Linked DNA regions of Homo sapiens: region 1 is linked to region 2. A link is a loop called in an ENCODE intact Hi-C map of the cell type or tissue named here. Cell type or tissue: breast epithelium. All regions are shown on one strand. Links, peaks and the distances in the headings refer to the core of each region. The heading gives the core; the rest is flanking DNA.

Region 1 (4,396 bases), core at 237-4,236, 860 kb after region 2:
TGGCCAACGTGCGAGCAGTAGAAAGTTATGCTGAGCCCCTAACATGATACTATGTTTCAAGGAAACCAATCGGCCTCTTGTTGCACGATTTCCATCCTGGAAGAGCCAGCAAGTTTTCTTAACAGAAGTAGATGCCTCTTCAGATAGGGTTTGCCTTTCCTGTCTCTAGGGCCTCAGCCAGCACCACTATCCAGGGGCTCACAGAATGCCTGATGCACAGGTGTGGAACCCCACACAGTGCAGCATTCAACCAGGGGGCCCACCTCAGAGCAAAGGAGCTGCAGATGGGATCCCCTGGTTTTATCACTTCTATGTGCTCCAGAAACCGCTGGCCTCGGAAAGTATAGAATAGCCTTCTAAAGGCAAAACTGAAGCGTCAGCTCACTGAGGGGATAGGGTACCATCCTTCGGGACACAGCATAGGGATTAAACCAGCAACCCTTGTATCGCGCATGCTGTTTCCCCAGCAGGGGAGGAAGGGCTGCTGCTACACAGCGGAGGCAGCAGGAATATGTGCAGCGCTCAGGCCATCCACCCAGGGACCCAGTTGTAACCAGGAATGGCAACGTGCAGCAACTCTAACCTGAAAAGGACACGATAACCAATGGCTCAGATCCCTTAGAAACAAAGGTTTGAGTCACACCACCGGGCCACCAAGACCACCATGGTAGCCATAAATGAAGGGAATTTAGAATGGATAGAGGAGAAGGGCTGATGAGTATCAACGGTGGCAAGCAGCAACCCCCTGCAGTGGTAGGGGTGTGGTTCACCCATGTATTAGTTGGGCTCCTCTGGAGAAACAGAACCAATAGGAGAGAGAGAGAGAGAGAAACAGAGAGAGAGATTTATTACAAGGAATTGACTCACGGGATTATGGAGGCTGAGAAGTCCCATGATGTGCTGCCTATAAACTGGAGACTCAGGAAAGCTGATGGCATAGTTCAGAAGAGATGTCCCTGCTTAAGCAGTGAGACAGGAGCAAAAGGAGTGAATTCCTCCTTTCTCTGCTTTTTGCTGTATTCAGGGCCTCAAAGGATTGGAGAATGCCCACCCACACTGGGGAGGGCCATCTACTGAGTCCACTGATTCAAATGCTAATCTAATTTGCTAATCTCACAGACACAACCAGAGGCAGTGTTTAATATGGGCACCCCGTGACCCAGTCGAGTTGACCCGTAAAATTAACCATCACACCCCAATAACCTCCCTCTTCTAAGTCTTGTCTCAGGAATAGCCCCCTGGATCATGGAGTAGCCACTCCCCAGACATGCATGGACATGTGGATTCACATCCCTCACAGTGACATATCTCTTAGAGGTCTCCTTCAAGAAAACCTGCTGCAGAAAGCACAGTTGACTAACAGCCTCAAGCCACAGTCCCTTTGGATCCACCATGGTGGTCATATTGAGCCTGTGTTTCCCCCAAGCTACATCCAGCCATTGACTGAACATGGCAGAACAACTAAATCTGGCTCATTCCTGCCAGAAATGGGACCCTAACCATGGACAACCTTTACTCAAAGACTCCTCATCAGCTTTCCCAAGACTTTCTCTGATTTTCAGAGGACCTGAGCTGGTGCAGGTTATAGGTATCTGCAAAGACAGGAAAGTAAGTTAAAGATGAAGTCTGTGTTCAGCTTTGAAAGAAAGGGGTGTTATGCTATCTTATATTTTACATGTGTAGTCACCAATTTACTGAGGTTTTTAGTTTGTGGAGATACAGTCATGCATTGTGGTTAAGAGCATGGCTTCTGGAGTTGCACCAACCCTAGCTTAGTCACTCATGAGCTCTTTGGCTTTGGACGATTTGTTTAATTCCTCTGTGCTTGGTTTCTTTATATGAAAACTGGGTGTATCAGCCAAGGCTCAGTTGGGGGATAGAAATTACACAAGGTATTGATTTGCATTTCCTTGATGATTCGTGATGTTGAGCGTGTTATACTTCAACATAAATTCCCACTGGTTCACAATGTAGAGCACAATATACTTGGCCATTTGTATGTCTTCTTTGGAAAAATGTCTATTCAGGTCCTTTGCCCATTTTTAAATTGGGTTATTTGTGTTTGCATTTTTACTATTGAGTCATATGTGTTCCTTATACATTTTAAATGTAACTCCCCATTGGATTAATGGTTTGCAATATTTTCTCTTACTCTGTAGTTTGCCTATTCATTTTGTTGATTGTTTCCTTTGCCATACAGAAGCTTTCTAGTTTGAGGTAGTTCCACTTGTTTATTCTTGCTTTTCCTGCCTGTGCTTTTGGTGTCATATTCAAGAAATCATTGCCAAGAGCAATGCTAAGGAGATTTTCCCCTATACTTTCCTCTAGGAATTTTATGATCTCAGGTCTTACATTTAAGTCTTTAATTCACTTTAAGTTTATTTTTGTGTATGGTTTAAGATAAGGTCCAATTTTATTCCTTTGCATGTGATTAACCAGTTTTTCAGCACCATTTATTGAGAAGATTCTCCTTTCCACATTGGTACCTTTGTTGAAGATTAGCTATACATGTAGGGGTTTATTTCAGGTTCTCTATTCAGTTCCATTGGTTTATGTGTCTGTTTTTATGCAACAGTAGCAAACTGTTTTGATTACTATAGCTTTGTAATGTAATTTGAAATCAGGAAGTGAGATGCCTCCAGCTTGGTTCTTCTTGCTCAAGATTGCTTTAGCTATTTGGGGTCCTTTGTGGTTCTATATGCATTTTAGAATTTTTTTTTCTATTTCTTTGAGAAATGTCATTGAGATTTTGATAGAGCTTGCACTGAATCTGCAGATCACATTGGGTAGTACAGGTATTTTAACAGTATTAATTCTTCTAATTCATGAATGTGTAATATCTCTCCATTTATTTGTGTCTTCTTTAATCAAAACCACAGTGAGGTATTACCTCACACCTGTTGGAAAGGCCGTTATCAAAAAGTCAAAAGATACAGGTGTGATGGCTCACACCTGTAATCCTAGTATTTTGGGAGGCTAAGGTGGGTGGATCACTTGAGCTCTGCAGTTCAAGACCAGCCTGGGCAACATGGCGAAACCCCATCTCTTAAAAAAAAAAGCACAAAAAGTGAGGTGGGAGGATCACCTGAGCCTGGGGAGGTCAGGTCTGCAGTAAGCCATGATCGTGCCACCCAATGTACTACCCAATGTGATCTACAGATTCAGTGCAAGCTCTATCAAAATCTCAATGACATTTCTCAAAGAAATAGAAAAAATAATTCCAAAATGCATATAGAACCACAGAGGACTCCAAATAGCTAAAGCAATCTTAAGCAAGAAGAACAAAGCTGGAGGCATCACACTTCCTGATTTCAAATTACATTACAAAGCATTCCAGCTTGGGCAACAGAGTGGGACCCTGTCTCAAAAAACCAAAAAATTAAAAATAGAGCTATTATATACACAATGGAATATTATCTAGTCTTAAGAAAGAAGGAAATCTTGACATTTGCAACAACATGGATGAACCTGGAAGACATTGTGCTTAGCAAAATGAGCCAGGCACAGAACATTAAGTGCTGCGTTGTCTTACTTATATGTAGAATCTAAAAAAGTTGAACTCATGGAAACAAAGAGTAGAATGGTGGTTCCAGGGACTGATGGCTGGGGCAAATTGGAGAGGTTGCTCAAAGCGTATAAACTTTCCATTGTAAGATAATAAGTGTTGGAGACCTAATGTACAGCATGATGACTATAGTTAACAATGATATATTTTATATTTGAAATTTGCTAAGAGAGTAGATCTTCAGTATTCTCACTACACACACACACACACACACACACACACACACACGTAACCATGTGAAGTGGTGAATGTGTTAATTAGATTGATTGTGGCAGCCATTTCACAATGTATATGCATATCAAAACATTATGTTGTACACCTCAAATATATACACTTTTTATTTGACAATCATGCTTCAATAGATGAGAAAAAAGAGATAGTGTGCAGGGTACTTTCTGGCTTGAACAACACAGTCCTGGAGGTAAGAAGTCCAAGGTAAAGGTGCAGGCAGGGTTGGTTCCTTCTGAGGCTTGTGAGGGACAATTTCTTCCATGTTCTCTCCTAACTCCTGGTGGTTTACTGGTAATCTTTGATGTTCCTTGGCTGCTCTCTCCTTCAGCCTCACAGGGCAGCTCCTCCTGTGTGCACATCTCTGTGCTCAAATCTCTTCTCTTTACAAAGACATCAGTCATATTGGATTAGGGTCCACCCTGATGACCTCATCTTAGCTTCCTAATTACATCTTCTATGACCCTATTTTCAAATTACATCACATTCAGAGGCACTATGATGTTAGATTTCAACATACGAGTGTGGCATGGGACCGAATTCCACCTCTAAGAGGTCAAATAGAGTCAAAACAGACCTCTAAGTAGGATGTGGAACTTGGCT
Region 2 (4,396 bases), core at 282-4,281:
TAGAAAATGTAATATTTTAAGACACACTGGGGGCCAGGCGCAATGGCTCATGCCTGTAATCCCAGCACTTCAGGAGACCAAGGCAGGCGGATCACCTGAGGTCAGAAGTTTGAGACCAGCTTGGCCAACATGGTGAAACCCCATTTCTACTAAAAATACAAAAATTAGCTGGGTGTGGTGGTGCACGCCTGTAATCCCAGCTACTTGGGAGGCTGAGGCAGAACTGCTTGACCCTGGGAGTCGGAGTTTGCAGTAAGCTGAGACCGCACTACTGCACTCCAGACTGGGCAACAGAGTAAGACTCTGTCTAAACAAACAAACAAACAAACAAAAAAAACCACTGGGAATAAAAAGGAGCCAAAACATTAAAACAGAACACTCTCCATTAAGGGGAAGAAAACAATGCTACGAATTTAGAAATAAACTTTCTTGAAATATGTGTAAAGATGTATAACTAGACAAAGCAACACATCAGGTAATTCTGGCCAAATCAGAGAAGTACCAAGGTATCAGCTCAGGAGAACAGAGCCAGTGAGTTGCCAAAGAGACTTTTACACTGAACTTGACACACCCTGGAATTAGTGAAGACTCACAGACCTGAATGGAATATATTTCTAACATATGTCAGTACTGTTTTCACTAGTGAAGAACTCTCTGCAACATTAAAATCTAATACCAAGGTCTAAGGAAACTTTGTCAAATGTCTTGCTGCCCTGATTAAAAGAATTATTATAATTTTTCTCTGGAAGGAAGAGACAGAAGACATTGATTTCACACAATAATGGAAAAAAGCGCAAAGCAGGGTTGGGCAGGCTGGGACAAGGGTTGGCTATCATAGTCTGGGGTGCTTTTTGGGAATTTCAGCCTTTTTGGGGCTTAGCCTCCTCAGCCAAGCATGCACTTCAGAGGAGATGGCCTCTGGGGTTCATTCAGGCTCCACTACTCTGAGTCTACACTCTGGAGGCACACATACTCTCTGGGATACACTTCAGAATCAGTCATCTCTGAGGTTCTTCCCATTTTTAGGATTCAATAAATGTATGAAACGTTTGTTTAGAGAGAAAAACGCACTTTGTGGATGACACCTTCCTATGTCATGTAAATAGAAACACATATTGCATGTTTTGCCATAAAAATGGGGGTGCTGAAAATGAGATCGTCATGTGCTGAGCACTTCACCGCAGCTCAGGCACCTCTGTGTTCAAACAGGGGCTTGGCATCAAGAGCTGTCACCAGCTGGGTACAGTGGCTCATGCCTGTAATCCCAGCACTTTGGGAGGCTGAGGCAGGCGGATCACTTGAGGTCAGGAGTTCAAGACCAGCCTGGCCAACATGGTGAAACTCCATCTCTACTAAAAATACAAAAATTAGCCAGGTGTGGTGGCAGGCGCCTGTAATCAAAGCTACTAGTGAGGCTGAGGCAGGAGAATCACTTGAACCTGGGAGGCGGAGGTTGGAGTGAGCCGAGATCGCGCCACTGCACTCCAACCTGGGTGAAAAAGCGAGACGAGACTCCATCTCAAAAAAAAAAAAAAAAAAAAAAAGCTGTCACCGCCGGTCCCATGATGGCTGGGTGACCGGAGAGGTCACAGGGCTTCCTTGGGAATGCAGGTGGTCGGGAGGGGCTGGGTGGGCTCCATAGGAACATCTTGGTGTCACAAACGAGGGGAGATCTTGCACACTGTTTTGAAACCCATCACGTCTCCTGGAAGCCTCAAGTCAGAGCGCTGCGCACGTGCACCGCACTGCCCCACCCCCTCAACTCCTCCCTGTGGCACCAGCAGCTCGGGGACTTCTGCCCAGCAGCCTTCCGGGACAAGGGGGTGAGAGGGTGTGAAATGACTGTAATGAGGACCACAGACAAGAAGGGATGCGCTGGTTACAGGTGTTGCATACGACTTTCAGAAGTAATATTTTTCTTGCCCTGATTTGAAAGAGCTACTTCAAAATCAAGTGTTTCTGGGTTTTTTTTGGTTTTTTTTTTTTTTCACCTGCACTAAAAATGAGGACAGCATTAGACAAATCTTTTCCACTTAATGTAACACATGCTGGAATGTGGAATTTTGTGTTTTTGAGGACTCATGAACGGTAACTAATGCTGAGTTTTTCTTAATTAATGAGCAGCTCAGATATGTAAAAGAAATTGGCTTATCTACACCGGGATAAGACAGAGAAGAAAACACTGATATGAAAAGCTAGAATATTTTCTAAGTGGCTCTGTAATTAAAAAGAACATTTAAAATGAGGAAAAGTTAATAGACTTCCATGCTCTAAATATATTCTTCCTAAGGTAATAGTTCAGTAGTGCTAGAGAGAAAGATAACCATCTCCTCGTGCCTTTTGTCTTCAGCCATACTTTTAGTTTTCATTCTGCATTCCATAGTTCCAAACGTTGAAGTCATCTGCAGGTCAAACCATGGCCTCGGGTAAGTACCTAGTACGTTTTTAAAAAATGCATCTTCATTCTGAAAACATGAAAACTCTTGCTCTGAGGCTGGATTCAATGAACCACACCTCTTACAAGTTGTTCATAGTTCCCTGCTCGCCCGGACTTTTGCTCAGAGTTTTGCTGTCACCTCATGGCTGCAGGGCTTTTTGAAATTCTAGACAATGAAGCTCATTTCCATGTTGCTCCCCTTGCAGCGACTGTGGGGGCCTTCAGAAGGCTTGAGCCTACAGACTCAGGCAAAGATCTGATGGCAGCTCCCCTGCAAACCACAGTAACCCACGAAGGCCACAGAACAATGTAACTGCTCCAAGTGTCAATCAGCGGCACTGAGCTTAGCTTTCTCGGCAACCTGTGACCTACAAAGACGCCTGCCCTTCAGAGTCTGGTGGCGGCTTATCACTCTCAATTAGGAGTTTACAGACACATTCATGTTGGTGCATGTGTTCAGGAGGCTGCTTCTCACTCGACGCCCTGTTTAGAGGAAGCAGCGACTGAAGACTGCTCCCCTGCTGGGGTGCTCTCTGGGAAGCCCCACAATCTTCAGCAGGTTGAATGCCTTGCTTTTGGGATCAAGCCAAAAACAACACCCACCCCCACGCACCCCACCACAAAAGGCTACTCTACTAAAGGGCATTATTATTTTCTGGGTTTACAGTCACAATGTATATAAATGTAAACCACCAAGCAAATACGTAGAAACACGGAATCAACGATATCATTCTGAGAATTTGAGAGGAAAGCATTTTGTCCATCCCTAAGTATGTATAAGATATTAAGGTTGGTGCAAAAGTAATCTTGGTTTTTGCCATACTTTTAATTACTTTTTTTTTTTTTTTTTGAGACGGAATCTCACTGTGTCGCCAGGCTGGAGTGCAGTGGTGTGATCTTGGCTCGCTGCAACCTCTGCCCCCCGGGTTCAACTGATTCTCCTGCCTCAGCCTCCCGAATAGCTGGGATTACAGGTGTGCGCCACCACACCCGGCTAATTTTTGTATTTTTAGTAGAGACAGGGTTTCACCATGTTGGCCAGGATGGCCTTGATCTCCCAGCCTCATGATCTGCCCACCTTGGCTTCCCAAATTGCTAGGATTACAGGCGTGAACCACCGCGCCTGGCCTATTTTTAATTACTTTCTGCCATTACTTTTAGTGGCAAAAATTGTGATTATTTTTGCATCAACCCAATAAATTTCAAAATGACAAAACTGCAGATCCAGCACCACCCACACTGTCTTATTATATTTCTACAAAAGAGTGTTTTTTCCTGGATTAGACAATGCCCAGTAATCACCAAGACAACTACATTTGGGTCTGGCTTCAGAGACGACGACTGTGGAGCATTTGAGACGTCTGACAAACTTGAGGCCATTGCTGCGCCATGTTTTCCCAAATGATAAAGGCAGCACAAGTGTCCAAGCCGTGATGCGTGAATGAGAGTCAGGATAGACATGGAGTGGAAGAACAGGGAAGGTCATAGAGAAAAGTGGGTAGCTATGATAGAAGGCTGTCCACAAGCCGCTGATTAGGGCCTCTCTGTGTGTCTGCAGGCATGTGTAAACAGAGATCAAGTGTTTTTTGCAGTTCCTGCAGGAGAGTGATGATTCTTCCAACAAAAGTCTCTGAAATTTCCCGCTCTATGTCTAACATTCTCTGCCACTATTTATGTCTTTCAGATTAGTGTAGAAAGGAGCATTTCACAATGCCTGGTTTCCTTAATAAGCAAAATCTGATGCTGGGAGATAATTCTAAGATTGGTTAAGAGGATTCCAAGAAATGGCAGACTGCAGAGGGTTCACCCGGGAGTACAGAGAGAAAACCTGTTTCATCACCACCAGACTGGGTACCTTTCCAGAAAGTGAAAACCCTCCTGTTCAAATAGGTTTGCCAGAGAATCTAAGCACCTCACCAGGCAATGGAACAGTGGTGATGCAAAATTCTGGGGTTAACT

What was found. Peaks named below come from ENCODE experiments on the same cell type or tissue, not always from the same donor. Only the 100,000 strongest peaks of a DNase experiment are listed, where the experiment ranks them.
Region 1: it touches region 2 in a loop (14-fold over the local background); 1 of 110 quality-filtered maps calls a loop at or near these places.

What each region holds. Positions count from the first base shown.
Region 1 is chr6:2,530,276-2,534,671 of GRCh38, forward strand. No RefSeq gene overlaps it. Among named protein-coding and RNA genes, the nearest start is that of LINC02521, 100 kb to the right of the region's middle. In breast epithelium, for the core only: no CTCF peak of the experiment used is centred there; no DNase peak of the experiment used is centred there.
Region 2 is chr6:1,668,397-1,672,792 of GRCh38, forward strand. All of the region lies in intron 9 of GMDS (GDP-mannose 4,6-dehydratase), which reads right to left. Among named protein-coding and RNA genes, the nearest start is that of FOXC1, 61 kb to the left of the region's middle. In breast epithelium, for the core only: no CTCF peak of the experiment used is centred there; a DNase peak (open chromatin) is centred at 2,555; H3K27ac peaks cover 227 bases.